Regions from separate parts of the Mus musculus genome. Here region 1 is linked to region 2. The links are chromatin loops, found by intact Hi-C in ENCODE. Cell type or tissue: left cerebral cortex. All regions are shown on one strand. Links, peaks and the distances in the headings refer to the core of each region. The heading gives the core; the rest is flanking DNA. Region 1 holds the start of Ceacam18 (carcinoembryonic antigen-related cell adhesion molecule 18). Region 2 holds the start of Klk14 (kallikrein related-peptidase 14).

Evidence for each region. Peaks named below come from ENCODE experiments on the same cell type or tissue, not always from the same donor. Only the 100,000 strongest peaks of a DNase experiment are listed, where the experiment ranks them.
Region 1: a loop joins it to region 2, with 3 times the contacts of the local background. A loop is called at or near these places in 2 of 42 quality-filtered maps.

What each region holds. Positions count from the first base shown.
Region 1 is chr7:43,634,190-43,649,215 of GRCm38, forward strand. It overlaps Ceacam18 (carcinoembryonic antigen-related cell adhesion molecule 18), which reads left to right and starts at 550. Exons shown (of 6, transcript NM_028236.1): 1 at 550-626; 2 at 2,568-2,921; 3 at 5,044-5,316; 4 at 7,626-7,901; 5 at 11,284-11,421; 6 at 14,287-15,026. The coding sequence starts at 575. The coding sequence ends at 14,324. It also overlaps a transcript of Siglece not described here. In left cerebral cortex, for the core only: no CTCF peak of the experiment used is centred there; a DNase peak (open chromatin) is centred at 6,461.
Region 2 is chr7:43,689,222-43,704,247 of GRCm38, forward strand. Klk14 (kallikrein related-peptidase 14) reads left to right here and starts at 1,197. Exons shown (of 5, transcript NM_174866.3): 1 at 1,197-1,237; 2 at 2,745-2,913; 3 at 4,734-4,987; 4 at 5,113-5,249; 5 at 5,646-6,315. The coding sequence starts at 1,198. The coding sequence ends at 5,798. In left cerebral cortex, for the core only: no CTCF peak of the experiment used is centred there; DNase peaks (open chromatin) are centred at 6,359 and 8,792.

The DNA of each region.
Region 1 (15,026 bases), core at 2,469-10,468, 55 kb before region 2:
ATCACAGCCCTGAACACGAATGCCAGCTAAAATGGAAAGGAGACATAGGTTAAAATGTAATGGTCTTTTGCTGTCAAACTCCTTGCCACCAAACCTGATGACCTGAGTTTAATCCCTAGGACCCACATACTCCTTCATATCCTCTAACCTTACACGTGTGTGTCACACACACACACACAAATGCTGTTTGTGGTTGGGAATATAGCTCAATGGTAGAGCCTTTGCCTAGCATGCAAAGTCCTGTGTTCAATCCCCAGTACTGGAGGAAAAAAATTAAACAACCAAAAGACACATGATGCTCTTGTCTTTGTAACTGCTTTTTAGTATTTCCCAGTTTTTGAAAACTAGCAAGAAGCTGGTGTTGTTTGTGTCATAGTCATAAAAACATTAATAGGTATAAAAATGAGATAAGCAAAAGCTGGAAGATGACATAGAGCTATAAAGATAAGACGTGCAGCCGTAGGTCTGCCCTCACTGCCGGGCAGAGTCCTTTCTAGGAGGAGCCACACGAAGAGGGGAGGGCAGGGCAGGGACATTGCAGAACCTGCCGAGCTCTGGAGGACCCAAGAAGTCCATGGACTTTTCTAGGCCTAGCTTTAGCCCCTGGAGGTGGCTCACCCTTGTGGGTAAGAGGGGAGAAAATCTGCTTTCTGAGCCTAGGGGGGAGGGGAGAAGCTCGGAAGGAGCAGGAAACAGATCTGTTGAGGCATAACTCAGAAGCTTTATGATGGAAGCAGCAGGAAGAGGGTTGGAGCCAGGTCCCTCACCAGGACTCTCATGAGCACATACATCTAGGGTATATCTCACACCCATAGAGACATAGACAGATGAGACACACAGACTCAGACATATGCATATAATACACACAACCACAGCAAGAACACACACACACAGAAACAGAGACAGATGAGACACACAGACTCAGACATATGCATACATACAACCACAGCAAGAACACACACACACACACACACACACACACACACACACACACACACACACACACACACATCTACCTGCCATGTAAAGTGGTAAACTTGGACCCCTACCTCCCTGCAACCACTTTGTGTTCCTTAGGCTTCCCCTAGCTATCTGGATTCTCTTCCTGTCCAGCCTGGGTCTCTTTCTAATCCCCTTCTTCTTCAGGACTCTTTATGCTCCCTGATACTCACAGCTACTGTGATGTGCTAGGAGGCACAGATACTGGTCTTGAATATGTCAGTGTTCGCCCTGCAGTATGGAGTGGGATCTCAGGTACCTTTACCTCCCCCATAGTCAAACCTCAGGCATTACAGAGTAGGGGATACCAGTTTGTGTCTAAGGTGGTGGCAAGTCCTACCCTATCCACATCCACTTCAATGAATTCATATCTGCAGACTGTGCCAGACAGTCTGAGAGGGGCTTCCCTGCATTTATTCCCCAGATAGTCATGAAAGCTATATACCCAGTGTTAACTGGCACAGCCAAGCCCTGCCTGCCTGGACCTCACAGGTCTGCCCTCAAACTAAATGTCTAAGTAGTCAAGGCTAGGGTAAGGGGATCCTACGATGCTAGGAAGCCCAGAAGAGACACCTGGCCCAGGCTGGTCAGGAGACATCAGAGCTAAGGATGAAGGAGAAATGAGTTCTCAGGTAGACTGCAAATGGGGAGAGTGGAGCAGAGATCTGTGTATGGAGATGGGGACCAGCATACACAGAAGGTTACGGAACTGAGGAAAGCAAGGTCACATCTTGTGTTTTATTGAGATGCACATGTCTATTGTGTGAAGGATGGATTGGGGAGGCCAGTAGCAAAGGGAAGTGGGTGGGGCTGAGAAGATAAGAAGAGAGTGGATAAGACAAGGACTTGGGACTGGGGGGAAATCAGTCCTCAACTGGAAACTCAATGTATTTTATTCTAGGTATATGTATGTGTGTGCTTGAGTGTATCTGTGTTCACCACATGTATGCATGTACCTGTGGGGGCCAGAAAAGGGCACCAAAGACCCCGGGGCTGGAGTTACAATTGTTGTAAGCCACCCACTCTGGTGCTGGGGGCCAAAGCCAGGTCCTCTGCCAGAGCAGTGAGTGCTCTTAACCACTAAGCCAGCTCTAGAGCCAGCTGTACTGGGACTTCTTCATTTACAGTATGAGTTACTTTGGACAGGAACTGGAGAGGGAGGATTTGCTGGCTCATGGTTCATTCTAGTGGATTGGGGTGGGAGTGAGGCATGATGAAACAGTTCAGCTCGTGGCAGCATCAAGGTAGGGTGGAGGCTGTTCACAACATAGCACATAACAGGAACACAGAGCAGGGTAGGAGCCAGAGGCTAGGTATGAGCTCTGCAGGCTTCCGTTTAGTGGCCTGCTTCCACCACTAAGACCTTGTCTGCAAAAGGCCACAGCCTCCCAAAATAGTGCCACTAGCAGAAGACCAAGTGTTCAAAATTTGAGCCTACGGGAGACATTGAAGACTCAAATTCTGACAATTATAGAACTGTGAAAGTCATTACCTGCATCTCATCCCCCACTTTCCTCATCTCCCTTACCCTCCCCACCCCCACACTCTCTCCTCTTTGGTTTCCTCAGCCAGTTTGCTGACCTGTGGGATCTGCCAGGCTTCTGGTCAGATCTTCATCAGCCCAGACTCACTCTTAGGAGTGGAGAAGTACCGGACCATCCTGACCTTAGAAAATGTCCCAGAAGATGTCCTGGAGTACAGCTGGTATCGGGGCAAGGACAACAGTACAGAAAACATGATTTTCAGCTATAAACCTCCCAATACCCGACACCCTGGACCCTCGTACAGTGGACGTGAGAATGTGACCCGTGCAGGTAGCCTGGTGGTGAGGATGTCGGCGGTAAATGACACAGGCTACTATACTGTTGAAGTGGACACTAGCAACGAGACCCAAAGAGCAACTGGCTGGCTCCAGATCGTAAGTGAGTTGGCATGGCAACCAATTCCCCCAACAAAAAAGAGAAGCTTGTCCTAAGCACTCTGAGAGGGAGATTCCTTGGAGAGCATGCCATCCAGTGTCTTTGTTGCCTGAAAGTGACCCTGGCAGCCATGAAGGTGGCTCGCTGGCTTTTCCTGCAGAGATGGGCCACTCTGTACATCCAGGAACTCAGTTCACTTGTGGAAGAGAGTATTTATTTTCCACTGTTGTGTAACAGCCATACTTTAGAGCAGTGTTTCTCAACCTTCCTAATGCTGTGACCCTTTTGTACAGTTCCTCATGTTGTGATGACTCCCAGCCATTGCATTGCTAATTTATAACTGTAACTTTGCTGTAGTTATGAATTATAATGTAAATATCTGATATGTAGGATATTTGATATGTGACCACCCAGAGGGGCCATGACTCACACAGGTTGAGAACTGATGTTTAGAGGCTTAAAAAAACACACACACACACACACAAAAAACAAAAAACAAAAACTCCAGCTGAGCAGTAGTGGCACATGCCTTTAATCCCAGCACTTGGGAGGCAAAGATAGGTGCATCTCTCTAAGAGATCGAGTTCCAGGACAGCCAGAGAAACCCTGCCTCACAAACCAACCAACCAACCAACCAACCAAACAACCAACCAACCAAACAACCAGTAATGAAGTGATTAACTGTATTTATTTTTGTAGTACTGAGGATGGAGCCCAGAGTGTTCTGTATGCTGGGCAAGCACTCTACCATGAGCTACACCCTAGCCACTCACTGGGGATTCTAGGCAGGGGCTGTGCCACTGACCTATATCCATAGCTGGGACTCACTATGTTGTCCAAGTTGGCCTAGAACTTTCAATTCTCTTGTCTCTGCTTCCTGAGTGCTAGAACCACAGGCATGCACTAGCTTGTTATCACATGACTTCTGTGGGCCAGAAGTCTGGTCATTTTCCTGGTCAAGCCCCTCAAATCTCACGGGTGCTAGTAAAGACTGTGTTCTCCTATGGAGACTTACCTCAGGAAGAACCCGCTCCCGCCCTCTCCTGGCTTGCAGAGGCGGTTATTTCTTGCTGCCTATATGATCACAGACTTGGCTATCACTGTGTTGTTTTATTTTTGGCCATAACTATAGGGCCAAGTATTTTGTAGTTCGTTATAGCAATCTCGTTCATGATAGTGATGGTCACTCCAGGCCTGGAGGTAGTAACATGGCTGGCTGCCTTGGGGATCTGACCACTGCAGAGAGCTCCCATTGGTGCCCTAGGACCAAGGGGAGAATGTAGTTTTCTGAGGACCGGAAGCCCTCTGCTTATTTCTGAGTCTATACACTGTGTTTCTTCGTCTATACTCTGTGGCCCTGAGCCTTATCTTTCCTCAGTGTGGAACTATGTTCCCAAGTTCTTCCATCTGCAGAAAGGGTCAATATCTACCATGTGTGTGTTCTGTGTGTTTGGATAGAGTTTGGTAAATGGAGTGAAACTCAGATAGCAGATCTAATTATTATGAGTAGTTCCAAAGCCACCTGTCCCAGCTCCTCGGATGAGGGTCCTAGGCTTTACAATTACTGGGGGTGGGGGGCAAGGTTGGAGAGATGGCTCAGTAAGAAAAGCACTTGTCAAGAAAGCTTGAAGATCCTAGTTTGGATGCTGGGGATGGTGGATACATCTGTAATTTCAGAACTCCTACTGGACACATGGAAGGTTACCACCACAACCCTCAGCTAATCCGGGCTACACAGAGGTGACAAGTGGCCCTACCTCAAGCAAGGTGGAAGGCGAGGGCTGATCCTCACAGTTGTCCTTTGCACTCAGCATGTGTGGCATGTGTTAGCACTCTCACCCATAAACACATATTCTATAGACAATACACATAGACATGCAGAGTGGAAAACAACCATTAGACCACCTATTCAGGACCAGGAACCTGCTGTTATTGAAGTTGTACAGAATGGCTCAGGCCTTGCTCAGGACTATGCAGCCTGCTTCCCACCCCTCCCTCCTCTGCCCCTCTCAGTGCTAGGGCTTCTCTTTTGCCTTATCTTAGGGTTCTCCACATCTCTTCAACATGCCTCAAAGCTTGAAGAAGCTGACACTATACCTGACTTGTTTTTTTCTGCTTCACCTAGAGTTGAGAAGCAATCCAGGCATCTCAGCCAATACCAGTGCCCTGGTGGAGGGCATGGATTCTGTGGTTGCCAAATGTCTTACCAACTCCTCGAACATCAGTTGGTATGTGAATTTTGTACCAACCTCAGGCAGTAACCGCATGACGATTTCCCCGGATGGCAAGACTCTGATCATCCACAGAGTCAGTCGTTATGACCACACTCTTCAGTGTGCCATAGAAGATGTGCCAGAAATACTCCAGAAAAGTGAGCTGATTCAATTGACTGTGGCCTGTAAGTGCATATGATAGAGGGAAGGAAGCCAATGGTAGACGTCTGTGTGTATCCAGGAAAATGGCTGAGCCAGCCTGCAGCCAGCTAGGTGTGGTTAATATCCCAGCTCTGAGTATTTAGCTCTGTGGGTTCATGACTGCCCTCCCCACGGGATGCTGGACTTTAGGAGAGGGACATAGTCCTTATTCTTAGGTTAGAAAAGGCCAGGATGAGTTTATTGAGACCTGGTTATTTGTTTGTTTTGTTTACTTGTTTGTTTTGTTAGAAGAGGCAAGTGGGGCTGGGAATGGCTGTCCTCAAACAAGGACCTGAACTGGGATCTCTGACATTTGCATAGATGCTGCATGTGGTGGTATGTGCCTATAATCCCAAGACTAGTAGGGTAGAGACAGATTGCCGAGGCTCACTGGCCAGCCAGCCTGGCCAGAATAGATGAATTCTAAGTCAGAAAGATACTTTATCTGATTCGTTTATTTGTCTGCTTTGTCTCTTTTTTAATAGAGAAAAAGAAGAAAACATGGAGTTGGGTGTGTAAGGAGGTGGGGAGGAGCTGAGGGGAATTGAAAGAAGAAATCATAGTCAGAATGTATCGTGTGAAAACAAATTTTTCAGTAAAGAAATAAAGATGTTGCCGGGCAGTGGTGGCGCACGCCTTTAGTCCCAGCACTTGGGAGGCAGAGGCAGGCAGATTTCTGAGTTTGAGGCCAGTCTGGTCTACAGAGTGAGTTCCAGGACAGCCAAGGATACACAGAGAAACCCTGTCTCAAAAAACAAAAACAAAAACAAAAAACAAACAAACAAAAAAAAGGAAATAAAGATGTCTTGAGAGTGATTGAGGAATGCCTGTGATATTAACCTCTGACCTGCACGTATAAATCATAAATATGCCCACACTTTCATGCACCACACATGTATGAATCCAACACACACACACACACACACACACACACACACACACACACAGCACAATCGATCTTTTATTCTTATTTTCATTTCAGATCACAAGTTTGCCTTTCTCATTTGCTTTTATTTATGTGTATGTGTGTATATCTGTGTGAGTCTATGCCATGTATGTGTGAGTGCCAACAGAGGCCAAAGAGGGTGGAATTACAGGCAGTTCCGAACTGCTTGATGTGGGTGGAGTTCTGGGAACCAAGCCCTGCATGAACAGCAAGCACTCTGAGCTGCTGAGCCATCTCTTCCTCCGTAAGAAAGGTACTGCCTTTGACACTTAATCTCAGCTGAAAGTCACAGTCAGACGTTGCAAATCATTTTTACATTTTAGTTAGAAACTGTGCAGTGGTCCTCCTGTTTCTTAAGATGAATTCTGTGGCGCCATCTGAAGAAAACTAATTCCCAGGAGGGTAGACAACCCCTGACCTCTGTGCTGCCATTTATGGGTTTCAGGCTGGAACCAAGACTGAGGCCCCCTGGACTGTAGCTAAGCCCCAACTAATAGCTGCTGTTGTGTGAACAGGGCACTTGAACCTGCTTCCTCTCCTCTGAGATTTGCATCTGTAAGATGAAACATTTATGAACCAAATGACATGAGTGTCGGTTAACAGACAATCCCACTAGGCTCCTCCCAAGGACTTAGCAACAGTGACCTAGCATATAAAGAGGACTGCTGGCTATCCTAGATTCCTCGTCTCATCTTGTCTCGTTTCGTCTTTTCCCTTCCCTTCCCTTCCCTTCCCTTCCCTTCCCTTCCCTTCCCTTCCCTTCCCTTCTCTATCTGTCTCTTTCCACCTTCCCTCCCTCTCATGCTTTCTCTCTCTGTTCCCATGAATTCTTGGCCAGCCTCTCTTTCTTTCTCTATCCCCGCTTTCTCTGCCCTCTTGGCTCTGTTTGCCCCTACCCCTTCACCAGGCCCCCCGCCCCACCCCCTGCTCCCTGTCCACAATAAACCTCCCTTATACCAGATCAGTCACATGGCATGATTTCTCAGGGAGACACCTTGGCAGCACCCCCACTCCTACCCCAGGTACTCCCTTATTCCCACCATCCCTGCTTTATATCTCATAACAATGAGTTTTGTGGATTACACATTCATAGCCTAGCTTGCTTCCTGTAACACAGTTGGTGTGATGAGCTTTTCTGCTTTGCTTTATGCCGTTTACTATATATAGTGTGTAGGACAACCAAGGTTTAGTACACAAGAACCCAAAATGGAAGCTACCTTTATTGTTTCAGTTGTCACCTGGGGTGGGCTCATTGCACATAGAGGGACACCATGTGTCTTCTGGACAAGATGCCATCCCAAGAGATCAGAAATACAGTTGTGGTCTTCTCCTTCACTGTCTCTGCAGATGGTCCAGACTATGTGTCACTGTGGACCCAGCCCTATTTCTTTGCTGGTGTGCTGACTGCTGATATTGGTTCCAGTGTGCAGCTGGAATGTAACTGTTTCTCCAAGCCGGAGCCCAGGTACCACTGGATCCATAACGGCTCCTTCCTAAGCATCCCAGAGAATAACATGACCCTCCCCAGTCTCTCCTGGGAGCAGATGGGCAGTTACCGGTGTGTTGTGGAGAATCCGGAGACCCAGCTGACCTTCTACAGAGATGTCACCATCCAGCCACCTCGTGAGTGCAACCACCATGCTCTCCAAACTTTGCTTCCCATGTGCTTTTTGTCTAGACAGGAGGCCCCTCTGCTGCTACACCCCACTCACAGCCTCTGGTGACATGAAGGGACCGGCATCGGCATAGGACACACCAAGAACCAACTTCTCAGCACAAAGGAGGTGTTTTTGCCTCAGAAAGACAAAGGGAAGGGGAATAAGACACAAAGACCAGAGACAAAGGATGGGAGAGAAGGGAAAAGGAACAAGGGAGAGAAAGAAAAGGGGTATTTGCTCCAAAGGACAAAGGACTGCCTCTGGATAGAGGGGAAACAGATGTGGCCCTTAAGCAAATGAGAGTTTATAGAGGAAAATGGGGAAGTCCAGTGTTAGGATGAGGGTTTTTTTGTGTTTTTTGAGATAGGGTTTCTCTGTATAGCCCTGGCTGTCCTGGAACTCACTCTGTAGACCAGGCTGGCCTCGAACTCAGAAATCCACCTGCCTCTGCCTCCCAAGTGCTGGGATTAAAGGCGTGCGCCACCACTGCCCAGCGAGTTGGTTTGTTTTGATTGGGCATGTTAATTATGTGAGCCAAAAAAGGGCTTTTGATTGCTGGACTTCAAAACTTTGATAGCTGGACCTTGGCAGTCAGCCTCAGGAAGAGGAAGTGGCCAAATAAGGGAATAGACCTTGAGAGCTAGCTTTAGTAATGTTACCTAACAATTTAACTGGGCAGAAAAAATGGGGAAGGGCAAGGCCTGCCAGAGCCCTGTTTGCCATGCTCAGGCCTGCCTGCTAGAGCCCTTCAGTGAAGCCCTCCCTCCCTCCTTATCCTCTAAGTATCTGACCAAAGCTGCCCGTCTGTCAATCATGCATAGTCCCCTGTCCTGGAGTCAGAGCAACGTCCACCAGACACAAGACTGGCCAGCATTTATTTCCTATGTGCTAGCCACAGTCCTGGCCTGTGTGACTATCCTGGTCTCCTGGCACAATGAGTGGTTCAATACCATCCACATCTGTCTCACAGGTAAAGACACATAGCCCCGGGTTGTTGAGTACCTGACCCAAGGCTCCATAGCATATGGGAAAGTGGAGAAATCCTTTCCGAGGGGCTCTGACGCCACAGTCTTTGCTCTCAGTGCATCCACAGTGTGCTGTATCTCTTCCAGAGGAGAGAGCAGTTCAGACACTGCGGAAATACATATTTCTTCTGGTTTCAAAACAAGGAACTTGGGGCAGATTTGCAGACGAGGAAAGCCCCAGTTTCTCCCCAGCAGCTCTGTCATTTTCCACAAAGAGAGAAGGTGACAGGAACAGGGAGCGAGCCAAGGCAAGGGTACTAAGCCGTGCAGACTCGAGCTGAGGGCTTGGTGCAGTCACGTGATTGCTACGCAAGCTTGCGTGAGGACCGGAGATCCGTATGCAGAGCCCAGGTGAAAATAATGTCAGCTATGGTGGTGCGCTGTGATCGCACCTCGGGTGGCAGAGACAGGAGGATCCCTGGGGCTTGTAGGCCACCCAACCTGCCCACTTTGAGAGTCCCAGGCCAGTGCGAAAGCTTATCTTGAAAACTGAAATGAGGTCAGGAAGAGGAAGCAGGCAGATCTCTGGGTCTGAGGACAGCTGATCTATATAGAGAATTCTTGACCAGGCAGGGCTATACAGTGAGATTCTGTCTCAAACAACAAAATAGCAAGGTGAACTATTAAGATGGATCAGCAAATGGAAGTACTTGCCTCCAAACCTGGCAAACTGAGTTCAATCCCAGAGACCTCCAATAATACAAGAAGAGGGATGGCTCCCTCAAATTGTCCTCTGATATCCACACGCAGGCAAGTAACTGGATGTAACTTTTTTAAAACTCACATTAGGGAACACCTTCAGAATGACACTTGAGATTAACTTCTGACCTTCATATGCATGACCAAACACATGTATGTGCACACATCACACACACACACACACACACACACACACACACACTGTTCTAGAATCAAAGGATCCCAGATTCCATTTCTAGCTCTGTAACTAATGTGAACCAGGAGCAAGAATGTCACCATTTCCAGACTCCGTTTTCCCATATGCAGAGCTAGGACAATGCCTCTGCAGTAGATTGCTGTGAGAATCAGAACACTGTAGAAGACTGCATGAAAGGCGGCCAGCCTGCTGCACACCCCGGAGAAGACTGAAGGCTGATTCAGCAGAGCATGCTTCTGAGGCTCCCCCATTCATCGTTTTCTACTCCGCAAGACTGAGCTTTAGGAAGGCAAGGCTGTCCAGCCATTAGCTCGCTGCTTGTCCCTTACTGCAGTGTCTGGCATGCTGCTGGTGCTCTGCGATCATCTTCAGCAAGTTAATGACCCTGTGTAACCAGCACTGCACCCCTTACAACTCCCAACGGCACAGCTCATTGTGTCAGCAGAGTCATGGCACTGGGAGTGTGAGGCAGCTGGTCAGGGTGCAGAAAGCTGAGTGTTGGTGCTGGGCTCACTTTTTTATTTAGTCTGGTACCACGGCCCATGGGATGGATCTTCCCTCTTCAGCTAAACCTCTCTGGAAATCCCCTACTAGACCTGTCCAGCAATGTCCCTCATTGTCAGTCAAGTTCTCAATATCAGGCATCATGTCCTCCCCCTGGAAGTTATTCCAGAAGAGCAAGGGGTTGTCTTTATTTTATTTTTATTGTGTGTGTACATGATGCATATCTACGGAGTGGTGCATCTATAGAGGGTGAAGACCAACTTTGTGGAGTCGGTTCTCCCCTTCCACCTTTACATGGCTTGCTTGGTGAGCACTTTACTCCCTGACCGATCTCACCAGCCCCAAGGAATTCATTTTGATCATTGATGAATCCCTGGTACTGAATAGTACTTTGTACACAGTGGGTACTGACAAATCTTGAAGAACCCACAGGTGGCCAAGTGTGCTGGTTGGTTTTTTTTTTTTTTTTTGTCAATTTACATAAGCCTAGAAGTATCTGGGAAGAAAGCCAACATACCTGAGAAAAGTGCCTTCATAAAATTGGCCTGTAGACAAATATGTGGGACATTTTCCTAATTAATGACTTGTGTGGGAAGGCCCAGTCCACTGTGGGTAGTGGTACCCCTGGGCAATAGGTGGTCCTGGCCGTTATAAGAAAGCAAGCTGAGCAAATCAGACAGCAAGCCTTGATCCTCATGGCCGGTGCTTTAGTTCCTACCTCCAGATTTCTGCTTGAGTTCCTGTCCTGACTTCCCTTCATGATGTCCTGACTTCCCTTCCCTGTAAGATAAAATAAGTCCTTTCCTCTCCAAGTTGCTTTGGTCATGGTGTTTTATCACAGCAATAGAGATTCTGGCTATGACAGTGAGTGAAGAAATGAGTTTAATGAATGTCCTGATTGTGGTGTTGTCCTCTCCATCCAGGGCCACCACTGCCTACTGTGAACAGAGAGCTCTACATCCCAGGACCCTTGGTGATATTTCTCATCCTATTGACATCCCTGGGAGGTGCCTTTGTGTGTCGAGTCCTGGTCTACAGCCTGTTCCAATCCTGCTCCAGAGGTGACCATTGTTCTACATCATGGGGTCAGGGCTTGGCCTCATGATCCAGGAGACATGGAGAGATGGCGAGACTGTCCAGAACTGGACACCACGGTTCTTATGAGGCAGACAGATAGATTCCCCAGGACCAGAAGCTAGTGGAAGAGAGAGCTCATGATGAAGGAGCTAGCGACACATGCTGGGTGCTGAAGGGTGGATTAGTCATGGTCTCCAAAGAGTACAGCACTTCAACTTCAGCACTGACCATACTTAAGAGAGCTAGTTGTTCCATATGGGAGAGTAAGACTATCCTGGGCGTGGTAAGATGGTGAGCACCACCCTTGGCACCTGACCACTAAATGCCAGTAGTAAAATCCACCACTATTCTGGATTAGATAGCTAAAAATATACCCAGGTTAGGTTAGGGGGACCAAAACTGCCCTGGCATGAAATTCAGAAGTAATGGTGATGGAGCCAGAGAAATGGCACAATGGTAAAATTCTTCCTATTGAAGAATGAAGACTTAAATTTATATCCCCAACACCCATGTAAAAACCATCCATGGCAGTGTGTGCCTGTAATCCCAGCACCAGAGGATGGCAGGCATATTCCAGGGGCTTACTGGTCAACCACCAGGCTAGCTGAAACAGTAAGTGAGAGACTCCTAAAAAAGAAGGTGGGTCTGGATGTGCTGGCATACACCTTTTGTCCCAGCACTTGGGAAGTAGTGGGCAGGTGGGTCTCGGTGGGTTCTAGGCCATCCTAGCCTACATAGTGAGCTCCAGGATAGCTAGGGGGATACATCATGAGATGATGGTGTAATCATGGTGGTGGATGGTGGTGATGGTGATAGTGATGACGGTGGTGATGGTATCAGTCTGCTACTGTAACAAAATACCTGAGTCAACTTACTTACAAAAATTAAGATAAATCTTGGATCACAGTTTCAGAACTTTCAGTTCATAGTTGCCCCCATTGCTACTGGACCTGTGCCAAAGCAATGCATTCTGGCTTCTCACCTTGTAATGAGCAGAAAGCAAAGAGAAGGGAAGAAGCTGGGAGTCCAGTCCTCCCTTCAATGGTATCCCTTTCAATAACCTATCTTTGTAGAAATAAATAATTAATAAACCGTCCCGGCAGTGGGTCCTGCTACCCGCCCCAATTGTTTACGTTCCCGAATGAAAGACACATGCAGCCTTTATATTTTGCTATGCCTTACACAGCACAATAGCTGGGCCACTTCCTAACCTCCATGTGGTTAATCTGCCTCCCGCGATAATCCCGAGTTACTACTTGATACATTCTGTGTTCTATGTTTGCTGCTGTGGACCCAGAGGGCTGCCCAGCTGGGCCGCACTCTGGCCGCACCCTCTCGGCTCCTTCACATGGCCGCCATACCTCTCTCTCCTGCCATCTTCTCAGGCATGGCATCTCTCCTCTCCTGCCCACAGTTCCAGCATGGCAGCTCTCATTTTTCCTTCTTCCTCTCACTCTCGAGCCTGGGAATCCTAAAAGTCCCGCCCCTGTCTGCCCTGCCTAGCCATTGGCTGCCAGACTCTTTATTTACCAATCAGAACCAACTGGGAGCAGGGTCCCCTCAGTGTCTTACGTGTAGACACTCATGTAGGCAGTTTTGGGGACCAAAATTACATAATACAAGCAGCTTTTAGGCCAAACCCACTTCATATCTTACTTAACTAGTCCTTATGTCTTAAGGATTTCCCAACTCTGAGTCCATGAGGGACTAAACCTTTAACGTGTAGTCTTATAGGGAACATTATAGATCCAATACAGCAGACTAAGGTGATAAAGATGGCACTACTAATGATGCTGGTGGTGACGGTGACATTGATGTGGTGACAATACTTGAAAGTGGCTGGGTATAAGCCAGTCTGTGGAACCAGCAGGCAGCCTCCGCCATGATTTCTGCTGCACTTCCGTGGTTGTGAGTGAGTTCCGGGTTGACTGTTACACTGTGTGGAATAGCAAGCAGAGCTGCCTCCAGGTTCCTGCCGTGCTTTCCTTCGGTGATGGACTGTTATCTGGAATTGTTAACTGAAACAAACCCTCTCTGTCCCTACTTTGGTCTGGGTGTTTTATCACAGCAATAGAACTGAAGCTAGAACAGATGGGTTTTGCTAATTATTTTTTTTCCTGACATTAAAATAAATTAATATTAAAAAGCATGGGTGGAAATATTAGGAACGCTAGGCACCGAGGTTAAGCCCCAGGTTCATCTCTTCCACCGGCAAGTGTGTAGAGGGAAGATTTGGATCACTTTATTTATTTCTTGTTGCATTAGGTGGTTAGTGCTACTCAAAATCGCCCCATGGCCATGGCACCATGAGTTTCTTGCTGCCACCTCAGTGTTCTGGATTCTCAAATGAAAGACACACATGTAGCCTTCTATTTTAATATGTCTTAAACAGCTCAATGGCTGTGCCACTCCCAAACTTTCATGTTGTTAACACCTCCCTTCCGATATTCCTGAGTTATTACTTACTAAAATCTATGTTCTATCTTTGTTACCCTAGACCCAATGGGGAGGCCCTGGGGTGCTCTTTCCTGGCTCTTATATGACTAGTATGCTCTCTCTTCTGATGCTCTCAAGCCTGGATCTTATTCCTTTCTCTGCATGGCGATCCTCTTCCTTCCTCTACCTTGGTTCCTTTGTCTGAGAATCCTAAAGTCCTGCCTATGTCTCCCTGCCCAGCTATTGGCTGCCAGCAACTTTATTTACCAATCAGAACCAACTGGGGGCAGGGACTCAGTGTCTCGAGTAATTTGAGGAACCCAGTTAATATAAGCGTTAAACCAAATCTACAATAATTTCTTTCCCAGGATTTTATGAACACAAGATGTGACTTCTCTCATTTCGTCCCACAGGAAAAACTTGTCATAAGTGTCCATGGCAGACCAACTAGGCAAGGAGATGATGGAGAGAGACAAAGGAGAATGAGTCTCCTGTGGGGACCGGCTGAACTGCACCAGCACCAGGTGTCTCTGGAACATTCCAGGAAGGGAACCATCCCAGGTTTAGTGAGCTGAAGAAATCTGGGCTTCTGGATAAATTGGAAGACTCCCTGTGGGACCTGGACAAGGGGTGACATCACAGGGAGCCTGGCCATTAATACCATCTGCTAATCAGAGCTGGCCAAGCTGGGGCAGATCGTGTAAGAGCTCCAGGATCTAATTCTAGGCACCGCCCCCCATCCCCCCAGTTTCCAGCTCCACATCCTTACTCTGACACTAGGGGATCTTGAAAGATTCTTCAAAGATGCGCAGATACCAATGACAGAGAAATGAAGCCATTTTAAGTTCAGACAACTGGTGTCAGTTGCTTAAATGGGTCCTACACACAGGTTTAAGAAGCACACTGGTAGAAAGGCTTCTCAATGAGGAAGGTAGTTGCCTTCTAATTATAGATGAATACACAAAGCTACATCTGATAGGGCCACAGAGGCACAGAGATGGGGTCAGAAACAGAAAGAACAGATCAGGGGCTGGAGGAAGAGTATATACTGCCTTTGCAAAGATCCCAAGTTGGGCTCCCAGCACCCATGTTGGGCAGCTCACAATCACCTGTAACTCCAACTACAGGTTATCTGATGCTCTCATCTGAACTC
Region 2 (15,026 bases), core at 2,417-10,416:
AATATGCTGTGTGAAACCCAACATGAAAGGTCACAGTGGGGCTGCTCCCCTGTGCCTCTGACTCTGAATCATCAGAGAGTCTTTCTCGAAGCATATTATGTCTCCACACTCATCTCACTCCTGGGCCTTCAGATCAATTAGTAGATGAAGCTCCCAGTGAGCAGAAACAGTTCAATGAAAGTCAGGCATGTAGATCTCCACAGGTGTGGAGATGGGCCCTGGAGAAGTGCCATCCTTGAGGGACAGCCATAAAGGAGCTTCTCTGGGAGGAAAGTCACTGAGAAGTGAGGTGGGGTGAGTGAGGGGAGAGGCTACAGGCTGAGTCACTGCGTGGTCCACAAATGGGGCTGCCAAGACCCAAGTATCAAATTATAATCATTAGATACTTTAAAAGGCTGGGGGCGGGACCAAGAGGGGGCAGATTGCAGTGGGACCCCCCCCCCCCAGCTCCAGAGCTCACTACAGGCTCATGTAAACTCACTTTCCATCTCTCCTACTCTCTCAGGGTCTAGGTCCCTCTCTTTCTGGGTCTTTGCTTCTCTCTCTCCCTCTCCCTCTCTTCCCCTCTGCCCCTCCCAGTATCATCCTTAGGGCCCCCACCCAGATTCTACCCATCTACTGCATGCTCTTTGACCAGGCTGGGTACCTCTCTCAATCTCCCTGCCCAGGATCAGCTCCTCCCCTCCTCCCCTCCTCCCCTCCTCCCCTCCTCTCCTCCCCACTCCATTCTTTCCAGATTATAGCATCTTTCACCAGGCAGGTTCCCATTAAAAATTGTGTCTGCTTCTCTGGTCAGAGATGGGAGGGAAGGGAGCAAAAAAAAATCTTGGAATGGAAACTAGCCAATAAAAACAAGAGGCAGAAGGGCGGTCGGGGGTGGGGTGGGGCCACTGCCCAGACCAGGGATAAAAGGCTTTGCTGGTGTGTCTTCCAAGACACCACCCCTCCCTCTTTCAAGCTTGCAAGGAGCCAAAGTGACTGGATCCTGGTAGGCATCTTTTCTTCACAGTCTGGGGGAGCCTGTGACCCCCACCCTCTCCAACTCTGCCATCTACACCTCTGTTCTGATTCCATGTCACTGGGGGTCTAGGCCTCAGTGTGAGTGGTACTCACTGCCCCTGAGTCTTTTTTCTGCCTTGGATTCCCCCCCTTCCACTTGCTCTCTGCATTTGTTAGACTTGGACCTCCAGTTCCAGAATGTTCCTTCTACTGATCATACTCCAAGCCTTGGCTGTAGGTAAGAGCACTGTGGTCCCCTGGAAACTCTGAGATGAGCTAGGGATGTGTTCTGGGGTATCAGTATGCTTTGGGGGACAGTCTGCTAAGAAGAGTTCCAGAGGGTCTGGGAGATGGCTCAGTTTTGTAAGCACAAGGACCCGAGTTTGATCCCTCCGGAGCTCACCCCTTTAAGACAAAATGGAAGCAGTGGGGTACAGTAATTATCACTGGGAGGGCAGAGACAGGAACATCTGTCAGCCACTGGTCAGCCAGCCTAGCCTAGTCAGCAAGTTCTAGACCACTGAGAGACACTGCCTCAAAACAAACGAAGATGGATAGTGCCTGATAAATGACACTTGAGGTTAATCTTTGGCTTCATCTACTAGTTGATCTGAAGGCTCAGGAGAAAGATGAGTGTGAAAACATGCTTTGAGAAAGAATCTTTGATGATTCAGGGTCAGAGGCACAGAGGAGCAGCCCCACTGTGACCATTCATGTTGGGTTTCACACAGCATATTCATCTCTAGGCCTGGTACTGGGACTCAGGTAGACCAGATGTCACAGGGGTGCATACACAGAGCAGGGAGTAGTTGGACACACACAGAGCAGGGAGTGATTGGATCCACACACAAAGGAGGGGTAGCTTGGGGTTTGATGCTGAGGACTTAACTCGGAGTTCATGTCCACATTCTAAGTCTGGAGATACCAAGAAATAGGATTCCAGAGAGAGGCAACTACAGAAGATAGAGAAAATAAGGAATCAGAGAAGACTTTGCCGTCTCTGAAGAGGCTCATGGGGCTGTCTTTCTTGTGTCAGGGAAGATGAAAGTGGAGTGTGAAGGTGTGGAAGGAGTCTGGGGAAAGAGGCTCTGGGGACAGACCGGGTAGGAGGATTTGGAAAGGCACAGGAACTCCTTAGATATGTGTTGAAGAAGGACTAAAGTGGTATATGGCATTCTGAGGGGAGCACTAGAGGGCCAGGGAGCTGGCTCAGCAGTTAAAGCACCTGCCATGCAACCGTAAGGACTAGAATTTGGATGCCCAGAGCCTACACGGCAGCTGTTTGTGATGGGCATCCTTTAATTTCAACTTTGGAGGGCCCAACAGGGGATCCCCCAAGGAAATGTAAAGGAAATCCCAAAGGAAATCTCCACATGAAAATGGGAAAACAAAAATATTCATGGGAACCAGGAGTGCTGGTGTGTGCTGAGATTGCCAGCACTTGGGAGTCTGAGGCAGGAAGAACACTGGGAGTCCAGGGCCAGCCAGGAACATAGTGAGACTTTGTCTCAACCTAAAGGAAATAAAGTGCTCACGGGAGGTTTCTCATAGTAGAAACCATGAATGTCAATTGAGGGAGGGGTCAGAAAAGTCCCTGTCTTGTTGGGGGCGATGTTGAATGTGTATCACACTTGGTGGAGCAGAAAGAAGCAGAGGGTTTAGGTGTTGGGCCTTATGGAAAGATCTCTGTCTGCTGGGCATTGGCTCATCTCCTTTCTCCCCCACCCCAACCCATCTCCCTGTAGCCATAGCCCAGAGCCAAGGAGATCATAAAATTATTGGTGGCTACAGATGTGTCCGGAACTCCCAGCCATGGCAGGTCGCTCTGCAAGCAGGGCCTGGGCATCGCTTCCTGTGTGGAGGAGTCCTGTTGTCAGATCAATGGGTCATCACTGCTGCTCATTGTGCCCGCCCGTGAGTACTCTTTTTTGTTAAGTCAATGACTTCCAAATCCCAGGGTCCCAGAGTTTAGTTATAAACCCAGATCCATGCATAGAACAGTGCAGAGGCTGGGTCCTGATTTGGAGACTAGAAGAGAATCTAGGCTGAGAGGCATAATTCAGAGTGTATGTAGAACCCTTGCCATCAAGCTAGAGTGGTGCTTAGATAACAAAAGCCAGTCAGGTGGTCTAAGTCACAAGCTTGTATTATTCATCCAGTTTCCAAGTGTCACATCAGGACCAGCAATGGCCCATCCCAGACTAGTACATAGTCTACATTTAGAAACCCAGAACATACCCGGAACCCAGAATCCAGTTCGGAGCACATGACCCAGACACAAGTCTGGAAGTTATTTTGCATCTAGAACACACAACTGTGAGACTAGACAGGGCCAAGGGACATGACTCAGTGAGTAAAGTGTTTACCACACAAACCTGTCAACCTGAATTGAAATCCTCAGACCTCACCTAAAAGCTGGATATGGTAGTGTACATGTCTGTAACCACAACATCCCTATAGAGAGGTTGGGGATGGAATCAAAAGAATTTCTTCAAGCCTGTGGACTAGCTATCCTGGAAGATGAAGAACTGAATAACAAGAGATACTTTCTCTCAAACAAGGTGGTTGGCTTCAGGTTTACACATGTGTGACACTGCATGCACACCTCACACAGAGAAGACTAGTCTGGACCTAGAACTTGTTCAAAATCCATGTTTGAATTCCGAGTCTAGTTACCAGATCCTTTTTGAGCATCCTAGAACCCTGACTCCATCCCAAGTTTGAATCCCCAAATACTGACCATAATTTGTGCTTTAGAACTCAGCTCCTTCCAGATTTGCAACAAGAATTTAGAGCTCAGACTTCAGCCTTGAAGTAAAGTCAAGCCTATAGCTCACACCATGACCGTGACCTAGTTGACTGCCAAAACCAAAAAATTTAACTTAGAACCCAGAGACTCGAGAGCAGAACAGAGTCTAGCAGAACTCAGAGCCAAGGATGAAAACAAGACTGTATTTCCTTGTATATAGGTCATGTATAGCTTAGTTTAGAACCTAAAGCTTCATGGTTGAGGACACAGAGCATAGTCTAGAATCATCACCTGTTGTGCAATTTGAGACAGCTTTGTCTAGAGTATAAGCTCAGATGAATATTTAGAAACCTGAGCCTAACCACAGCCCAGAACCTAAAACCATTGCCTAGAACTCAGCTCATAAACAAAGGTTAGCCTAGAACCCAGAGTCTTATCTAGGACTTGAGCTCTCATCAGTGTTCAAAATCCAGAATCAATCTGCTAATGACATCTAGAACTCAAATTCAATCTGCATTACAGATATAAAGGCAGAGCCCATAGCTTATTTTGAAACATTAAGCTCACATTTGAATCCAGAAATTATGCCATAATCTAGACAAAATCTAGAACCCCAACCCTTGCCTAGAAAATGTCTAGAACAGAGATAATAATAGCGTTTTCCCTAGAATATCAACTCTGATTTATAGTCTCCAGAAACACTGAGAAACCTTCAAGGATTCAGAAACTGAGTCAAGAACTTGAAATGGCCTTTGAGTATATTCCTCTAAAGGAAGGGATAGCAAATGAGGTTGGGTAAAGAGAGAATGCCCAGGCCATGAAGAAAGAAAGTATACAAGAGGCCACAAAATGCTCAGCTCACAATTAGAGGTTCACAGGTTAGACTCTGAGGGAAACTCATCACCATGGAAGAAAATGGGGCTGGAACATGGCCTGGGGTTGGTCAGACTTTAAGCAGCATTCACTCTTTGAATTTATGGGACAGGATTCTTCATGTAGCCCTGGGCAAGCACAACATAAGAAGGTGGGAAGCGACTCAGCAGGTGGTGCGTGTGGCCCGCCAGGTGCCACATCCCCAGTATCAACCCCAGGCCCACGATAATGACCTCATGCTGCTGAAGCTGCAGAAAAAGGTGCGGCTGGGACGAGCAGTGAAGACCATCTCTGTGGCCAGCTCCTGTGCCAGCCCAGGGACTCCCTGCCGAGTGTCGGGCTGGGGAACCATAGCCAGTCCCATTGGTAAGGAGCCCTGGGCCTGAAAGTACAAAGCTGGACCTCTGGGTCTGAGGGAGGAGGCTGATGTTGGACTCCTGGGTCCATAGTACTCTATTTGTGACTCTTCTGTGCTCCCCCATCCCCATCAGCCAGGTACCCCACTGCTCTGCAGTGTGTGAATGTCAACATCATGTCGGAGCAGGCATGCCATCGAGCCTACCCTGGAATCATAACATCTGGCATGGTCTGTGCTGGGGTCCCCGAAGGCGGGAAGGACTCCTGTCAGGTGAGGCTCAGATTCCATTCTGGGACAATATGGAGTTAGGTCTTGGATACCACTCTGTCTCAATAACAGAAACTCAGAGGATGTGGTTGGGAGAACTCAGGGCACAGAGATACAGGGATAACTCAGATCCTTTGGACTTAACTCTATTATTCTTCAGTTTCCTATTCTGTTTAATAAAAATAAACTCCTTAGATAGAGACAGGGTATGTGAAGAGACACAGATACGGCTGAGAGAGAGGGGCCATATCAGATTCACAGAGGGAGACAGGGTGGGAATGTTGCCAAGGGGAACTCTGCCACTGCTTGAGTCTGGAGTCAGAGGTGAGGAGGGCTCTTGTCTCAGATGCTTACCTCTGTGGCTGATTCTATTCCCACTCTTCCTCCTTCTCCTTACAGGGTGATTCTGGGGGACCCCTGGTGTGTGGGGGACAGCTCCAGGGCCTTGTGTCCTGGGGAATGGAACGTTGTGCTATGCCTGGCTACCCAGGAGTCTACGCCAACCTGTGCAATTACCACAGCTGGATCCAGAGGACAATGCAAAGCAACTGATCACCCATCACCATCTGATCATCCCCAGCTGTCTCTGTGCTTTCATGGTCTCCTCCATTAGACATTTGAGTCCTCCCCAAGACACTTGAGTCCTCCTTAGCTCTTCTTCTTCTTCTTCTTCTTCTTCTTCTTCTTCTTCTTCTTCTTCTTCTTCTTCTTCTTCTTCTTCTTCTTCTTCTTCTTCTTCTTCTTCTTCTTCTTCTCACTTGAGACTCCAGACCCTAGCCTCTTACTTCAGGCCCAGGCCCCTGAGGTCCCTGGCTCCTTCCCTCAGACCAGCTTCCTCCCTCAGACCCAATAGCTTTGCCTTTATTCCAGGCTCCACCTTCCGTCCCCGTCCCCGGGTCTTGGCTCTGGAATCTCTCTCACAGCTTGTTGTCACAGTTTGAGACTCACTGAGCCCAGAGGCTGGAGTGCAAATGCTCTGCATCAATATCTTCATCCAAAGACGTCTGCTTCCAAAACTCTTACTGTCTCTAGAATCCAAATAAATAAAAATGAAAATGGAGTCATCCCACGTTTCCCACGCTTTCTTCATTAGTCTATTCCCATGAATGCCATGTGCTGTGAAAAGTGGCTGACTCAGAGACTAGACTCATCCCTCAAATCTGCCCATCAAAATCCATCCATCTGTGGTTGTGTTCCCCACCTCTGAGCTGCCTCAACCTTGCTAACTATGCACACAGAGACTCTTCTGCTAGTCAGAGTAGGGGAAGGCAGCAGAGTTCAAGTCCCAGCAAAGTCCCCAACCTCCTCTTTCAGAACTGGAATCCAGACCTGAAACTAGACTCAAAGCAGGAATTCTGGTCCAAACTCCTTCAGACACAGAACCATGAGTATGATCCAGAGGTAACATAATTTGCTGACCTCACCAAGCCACCCCTAACTTTCACAAGACTGCTCCATCATGAGTCTCCTTTTCTTACTTTCTTCCAAGTAGTACTTACTTCATACCTACTATGAGCAGTTATCTGTCTATTTTGGACACCTACTATGCAGCAGTCCTTGACCTAATTGATGCAGAAGACTTGGTCAAAAGTCCATTACAAAGCCCTGCTTGTGCAACTTACATGTTGCCAGTGGGCAGCCCATATGTAATAGCAAACATCATAAATGTCATGCAAAGTCCCTGTGATTAAAGAGGCCATTTAACTAGCACTGGATGTCAGTGTCCATTGATATTTAGGGAGATAACTGGAGACATGTCAGGTATTTTAAGAGCTGGTTGATAAAATCAACCACTGTTAAAATTCAAGAGACATAAATGTATGGCAAAACAATTTTAAAAATAAAGTCTAAGGGCTGGAGAGATGGCTTGGTAGTTAAGAGAACTGGCTGCTCTTGCAGAAGACTTGGGTCCACTTCCCAGTACCTACACGGTGGCTCACAATCATCTGTACCTCCAATTCAGGGGGTCTGGTGCTGTCTTCCAGCTGCTGTGGGCATAAATACACATACACACAAAACACACACATAAAAATAAGTAAATTTTAATAAATCAATCCATACGGCAGCATTCCTATGTTTTAAGCTAATAACTATAGTTTGAGGCCATTTATATTTATTGCATCATATCTGCATTTTCTGTTTGCTGTAACAAAATAGGTGCTGTAAGCCCCTCAAGGGATTAGTTTGTTTTGACTCACAGTTTCAGGGATGTCGACTATTCTTGTGAGGAGGCTGTGAAATCAGTGCAGCCTTCTCAAAGTTCAGTGGGTCAAGAGATATAGGGAGGGAGGGAAGAAGGTAGGGAGCAAATGAGAGGGAGAGATAGAGAGAGGAAAGGGGAAAGAGAAGGAGGGAGAAAAGGAGGAAAGAGACAGAGGCAGGGAGTGAGAGAGAAAAGGGGAGGGAGGAAGGGAGAGATAGAGATAGAGAGACAGGGAGAGAAAGGGAGAGACAGAGACAGGAAGGGATGGGAGAGAGGGGGAGGGGAAGGGAAGAAATGAATGACAGAGCAACAACAATTACATCAACGTCCAGCTTGGTAACCCAGTAAATTTGTGGAGTTCCTTACATGAGCAGGGACAACCCAAAGGCAGTTGCCTGGTGTCAAACTCCTGCCCTGCAAAGTTGTGACTCACAAAAGCTGCAGCCCTGGAGCTACCCCACACAACTGGGCAGGTGGGAAAATCACTCCTCCAGCCACTGCTGCTGTTTTTTGAACCTTGGAGAGGGGTCTTGTGAATATTGGGAATTTTTACTTTCCTAGACATGTGACATTTGTTTACTTTTAGAGTTTCACGAGTACCCTGCACCACTTAAAATGTGTATGCAATTTTAAAATATTTATTTTATTTTAGACAGGCTCTACTACGTATCCTTCTGTGGCTTAGAACTGGCTATGTAGACCAGGCTGTCCTTAAATTCACAGAGATCTGCCTGTATATGCTTCTTGAGTACTGGGATTAAACACATCTGACTGTTTTTTTTTATTATTATGTATATGTGTATGGGGTCAGTATGTATGAACTCATGCAGGTACCTATAGACACCAAAAAGACTCTGGATTTCCAGAGCTGGTGTCACAGGTGACTTGTAAGCTCCTCTGTGTGGGTGCTGAGAACTGAGCACACAGGCAATCAATGAAGGTATTTTTCTTAGTTGAGCCTCCTCTTCCAAGATTACTCTAATTTATGTCAAGTTGACAAAAAGCCAATTCTGACAGAAGGAATGTTTTAATTTAAAACTCCTGAGCTTTAAGAAGCCTTTTCCCTGGATGGATGGAATGTTTCAGCCTGTGTGTGTGTGTGTGTGTGTGTGTGTGTGTGTGTGCGCGTGATGTGGAGGTCAAAGGTTAGCTTCAGGTGCTGGATTCTTTAAGAGCTAGCTCAGTTGTGTATATGATGTTTTTCTGGGAACTGTCTTGTGAGTTAATGTTTTGCTGAGGCAAACACATGGGAGGATGTTTTTCTGAGAATAGATGTTTTTTTGGAAGCTTCCTGGGAGAAGGGCATGTGATATTTTGCTAGAGCAGGCTTGAGAGAACACGTGATTTTGGAAAGGGTACAACTAAAACCCAACAGACAGTGGGCGATGCTGTGACATTGGTTCGCCTTGCCTTCTTTGCTGAGCTTTGCTGTGACTTCGTAGAGGAGAGAAATGTACCAAAGAACTTCTTGTGCTATTCTGGTGGATTTTTGCTGCTTCCACGGACTTGGACGATTAGCAGAGCTTCTCAGTTCCTTCTGGATCAAACTGCTGTTGCTGATTTGTGAATGGTGTTTTTGAGTGGGTGGAATTGTTGCTGCTGATTCGTGTGAACTGAACTGCTGATATCTAGACAATGAAGATTGGAATTAATCCCAGCACTTGGGAGGCAGAGGCAGGCGGATTTCTGAGTTCGAGGCCGGCCTGGTCTACAGAGAGAGTTCCAGGACAGCCAGGGCTACACAGAAAAACCCTGTCTCAAAAAATCCAAAAAAAAAAAAAAAAAAAAAAAAAAAAAGGAATCACCTAAGAAGAACCATTTGTAAACAGGTTCACATCCCACTTGCCTTATTAACCTCCCCTTTTCCCCCTTCCTCTGGTGGGTGGTGGAACAGAAGGGAGATCAAAGCATTTAGGAACCCTTATTAAAGTAGATTTTTGACAAATCTAAGCCTTCAGATATCATTCCTCAGGAGCTGCTCACCCTGTCATTTTTTACAGTCTCTCACTGGTTAAGAGCCTGCTGATTGAGGTAGGCTGGCTAGAAAGTAAGCCACAGGTAACTATCTGTCTCCATCTTCCAGCGCTGGAATCGGGAGTGCAGGTGCATGCCTGATTTTTTTTTTTTAAATGAAAACAAAAACAACAAAAACAAAATGTGAGAAGGTGAGTTTTTGCAATTAAAATCAGGGCTTACCAACTGAGCTATAGCCCTAGCTACCCTAGGAAGCTTTCTTTTCTTTTTTAGATTTCAGGAAGGTTATGTGTGTGAGTGTTTTGTTTGCATTTATGTCTGTGAATGTGCATGCCTGGTTCCTGTAGGGGCCAAAGGAAGGCATCAGATTCCCTAGAACTAGAGTTACAGATGGTTGTGAGCCACTGTGTGGGTGCTGGGAATCTAACTAGAGTCCCCTGAAAGAGCAGCCAGTGCTTTTAACCACTGAGCCATCTCTGTAGGCCCTCTAAGTGTTTCTTAAATCGCCCAACTTGACAATAAAAACTAACCATCACAATGAGCTTCCAAATGTCTCATCCCAAATGCACAGCCAGTGCGTTAACTTCCCCCCTGGTTAGCTTTTGTCAATTTGGCATAGTGTAGAGTCACCGAAGAAGAGAGTCTTCATTGAGGAATTGTCTGGACTAGATTTGGACCTCAATGTGAGAGATTGTCTTGATTATCAGTTGGTGTAGACAGAAGGTCTAGGCCATTGTGTGAGACACCATCCCTGGGCAGGTGGTCCTGGGCTAAGCATGAGCCTGTGTCAGGAACAGTGCTCCTCGGGGGTTTCTCCTTCAAGCTCCTCCTTGAGTTCCTGCCTTGGCTTCCCTCAGTGACTGACTGTACCCTGTGATCTGAAACAAACTCTTTTCTCCTCCAAGTTGCTTTTGTTATGGTATTTGTCACAGCAAGAGAGTAAAACTAGAACGTATCAGTAATATGTCATTGCAGTGGGACCATTTACATCACAGAAATTGGCAAAAAGGACTGCTTTGTTCTCAGAGAGTCGACATCAATCCTCTATCAGCACAGCCGTGCAAATGTCTACCTAGGAATGAGCTCAGGAACTTTGTGGGTGTATTTGACATGGCGTGGTTCAGATGAAGGGGGCTGGCTTTATTTAGGAGACAGCATGGGGTTTTGGAGCTCTTGAGTGGCAGGTATTAGTAGAGCAACCGCTAGGAAGCAGGACTGGAAAGATGGCCCAGGGTTAAAAATGTTTGCTGCTCTTTCCAAGAACCTGAGTTCAGTTCCTGGCACCCACATTGGAAGGCTCACAATCACCTTTAATTCCAACTCCAGGGGATTCGGTGCTCTATTCTGACCTCTGTAGGCACTGCATTTGCATGGTTTGCATGGTACAAACACACACACACACACACACACACACACACACACACACACACACACACACAGAGTGGGAGAGAGAGAGAGAGAGAGAGAGAGAGAGAGAGAGCAAACTAAGGGGCTGGAGAAATGACTTAGTGGTTAAGAGCACTGGTTGTTCTTGCAGAGCACCAAAGATCAGTTCCCAGCACCCACATGGAAGCTTATACCTACCTGGCCTCTGTAAGCACTGTACACACATGGTGCACAGACATACAAGCAGGAAAACAACCCATATACGTTTAAAAAGGCTTTAATTTTTTTTTATTTAAAAGAAAAGAAAGAAAATAGGGCCCAGAGAGATGGCTCAGTGGTTGAGAACACTTGGTGCTCTTGCAGAGGGTCTGGTTCAGTTCCCAGCACCCACATGGTGACTCACAACCATCCATACCTCCAATTTCAGAAGACCCCACGTCGTCTTGTGAATTCTGTGCCCATGAGACATATATGTGATGTACATCATACATGCAGACAATACACTTATACACATAAAATAAAAGTTTTAAACCCCAAACTGCAATTATTGTGTCTGCTTGCTCCTGTCCTAGGGGCCCATTGCTTCATATATGAGAGAAGGTATACTCATCTTTGTGTGCATGTGTGGAAGCCATAAGTAGGGTCACCTGTCTTCCTCTATCAGTCTCTACCTATATTTTATGACAAAGTCTCTTATTAAACCTGAAGCTTGCAGTTTACACTAGGCTGCCTGGCTGTGAGATCTGGAGATCCATCTACCATTGTCCCTGTTGAGGTTTGGTCTGTTGCTGTATATTGTAATACTAAGGGAAGATCCCCAAGGCCTGGTTACACCAGAGATAAGAGAATCTGCTGGCTTGTAGACTCAAATGATGCTATGTGGCCTTTCCCCTTTGTTATTTCTTTTTTTCTTTATTAAAAAATATTTATTTATTTATTTATTTATTCATTTCATGTATGTGAGAACATTGTAGCTGTCTTCAGACACACCAGAAAAGGGCATCAGATCTCATTACAGATGATGGTGAGCCACCATGTGGTTGCTGGGATTCAAACTCAGGACCTCTGGAAGAGCAGTCAGTGCTCTTAATCTTTGAGTCATCTCTCTAGCCCCCCTATGTTATTTCTGATTGGTGAATAAAGATGCCTACAGCCTATAGCTGGTCAGAATTGAGATAGGCGGGGCTTTGTGTTCCTGGGATTGGGGTTGGAGGAGACCACAAGCAGGGAGGAGAAGAACAGGAAGAAGGAGGAGGAGGAGGAGGAGGAGGAGGAGGAGGAGGAGGAGGAGGAGGAGGAGGAGGAGGAGGAAGAGGAGGAGGAGGGTGTAGAGAGGAAAAAGATGCCATGTGTTTGGAGTCAGGAAAGCATGGCCATGAGGGCTGGCCAATTGTAGTTAAGAGCAGCCCAGATGATACGTAGTAAGTAATAACTCAGGGTTGTTGATAGAAAATATATTTTAATAGTATAGGGGCTAGATATCTGCCCAGCATTAGTGCTATAAAGGCTTATTTTAAATACAAAGGTAATGTGTGTCTTTTATCTGGGAACTGAATGATCAAAGGCAGGGTAGAAGGCCTGGATTGAGATTGAATATTTTATACAACAGTTCCCAACCCCGTAACTGGGATAACAGATATACCCCACTATATTCAGCTTTTATATGGGTGCTGGAAATTCAAATTCCATCTCTCCGTGCTTGTACAGCAAGCATTGTGACCACTGAATCCTCTCTCCAACCTCAGTGTTCGTCTCCCTGAGCTGGTTCATCTCACTATGTCCTCCAGGCTTGTCCCTATTGCACCAAAATGAGCCTTTTATAGACCTGATTAATATTCCCTCGTATATATTTGCCATTCATTAACCATTTAGCCATCAGCTTAGGTTGTTTCCATGTCTTGCTTCCTGTGAATAATACAGTGAACATGGAAGACAAATGGCTCTTTGAGAAACTAGTTTTGTTTCTTTTGGGATATATAGCCACAAGTGAGATCGCTGATTCATGCAGTTTCTCTATAACATTCCAGAATGATCACATTTAGCTACATCCCCACCTCCAACACAGAAGAGTTCTCTTCCTCTACAATTTGTCAACACTTATCTCTTAACAGGCATCTTGTGGTCTCTAGTTATGGCTTCAATTTGGAACTTATCTGTTGATAAGTTAGTGGTACAAATGCCCGATGGCCATTCACACGTTGTCACAGTTTTGTTTCTGTGGCTGGGATAAGATACCCCAACAGAAAGCACCTGAGGAGAAAGGGACTTTATATCATCTTATGATAACAGGCTACAGTCCATGATTGTGGGGAAGTCAAGGCAGGGAGTCCAAACAGCTGTTCACATCAAGTCCACAGTCAACAGCAGAAAGAAATAGATGCTAGCTTGCTTGTTTGTGCTCAGCTCAATTACTCCACCTCACCCTTTTAAAGCAAAGCTTTTTAATTTCCTTTTCACCAGCTGCCTGCCTGGTACCTGCAGAGGAGGGTATTAGATCCCCTGGAACTGGAATTATAGATGGTTGTGAACCACCATGTGGGTGTTGGGAATTGAACCTAGGTGCTCTGTAAGAGCATCCAGTGCTCTTAACCACTAAGCCATCTCTCCAGATGCATATTTCTTCACCCTTATATGGTTCCAGAACCCCTGCCTAGGGAATGGTGCTGTGTCTTCTTTCCACATCAATAGAATTGATTAAGTAAATCCCACACAGGCATGTAGACAATCATACCAGCCCAATGTAGACAATCCCTCATTGAGACTTATCTTTTGAAAAATATCTCTTTAAGTTCTTTCTGCATTTCCGGTAAGGTTGTTGCTGTTATTGTTATCAGCCTGAGGTTCTTATGCTACATATTTTGGATATTACTTCTTCATCAGACCTGTGGTTTGTGATTATTTCTCTTGTATCTTAATAGTATTTTTGGAGGTTTATTTATTCTTGTTCTGTGTATGGGTTTTGCACAACCACGTATATATCCACCACATGAATGTAGTACCTGATGAGGCCAGAAGAGGTTGTTGGAACCCCTTAGGGCTGGAGTTACAGGAGGTTATGAGTCACCTAATGTGGGTGCTGGGAACTGAACTCATGTCTTCTGCAAAAAAAAAAAAAAAAAAAAAAAAAGCAGTGTAAACCCTTGAGCACTGAGCCATCTCCACCCCATGTTTTTGAGATCGGCTTTCTTTTTGAACCTGGAGTTCATGCCGGGCTCCATAGGATCCTACTGTCTCCACTTCTTCCAACTCCGCACAATGCTGGAGCTCCAGGGACATGCTGCCACACCCAACCTCTTACATGGGTGCTGGGGGATCCCAACTCAGCTCCTCAGGCTAGCATAACGAGCATTTGACTCACCAAACCATTTACCCAGCCCCGTGACTGGAATTTTGATAAGAATCACACTGATCAGTTTGTAGCACAGACATTTTAATGGCATCATTCCTTTCACATCCATCATCATGGGATATCTTTCCATTTATTTGTGTTCTCTTCAATGTCTTTGACCAATATTGTTATAGTTTTTGGTAAAAAAGGCTTTATATCTACTTAGATAAATATTCTCCTAGATAGTTCATTGTTTCTGATGTTATTATAAATGGATTTTCTTTTCCTTACCTTTTTTCTTGTAGTTTGTTGTTAGTGTGGAGAAACAAAATCTATTTTTGTGTGTTGGTTTTGTGTCCTGCAACTTTATTGAATTCATTTATTCCAACTGGCAGGCTCTTCATAGTCTGGACATACTATATAATCTGGGCTGCAGTGATGGCTCGGTGGGTCAAGGTACTGCCACATCTAGAAATCTGTAGTCAATTTCTAGGACTCACATGGAAAAAGAAGAAAAATCCTGTAAGTTGTTCTCTGACTTTACAAGTGGTCCAGGCATGCCCACCCCCTACCATACACAAAATAAATAAATAAATAAATTATTAAAAAGTCATGTTATCTGCTCGAAGCCATCTATCTCCCCAGCCCCCAAAGAATGTTGCTTGTTTTTTTGTTTTGTATCTGGGTCAATAGAATAGTTTTGATCCTCTATTCTGTCAGTGTGGCACATCATCACCTTTATTGATTTTTACATATTGAAATATCTTTTTCTCCCAGGAATAAATCTGACTCGATCAGGACATGCGATCCCTCGATGCTGTTCAGCTGTGTTTTCTAGTTTCTTTGTTGAGGACATCAGCATCTCTGCTCATTAGGAATATCCATACAT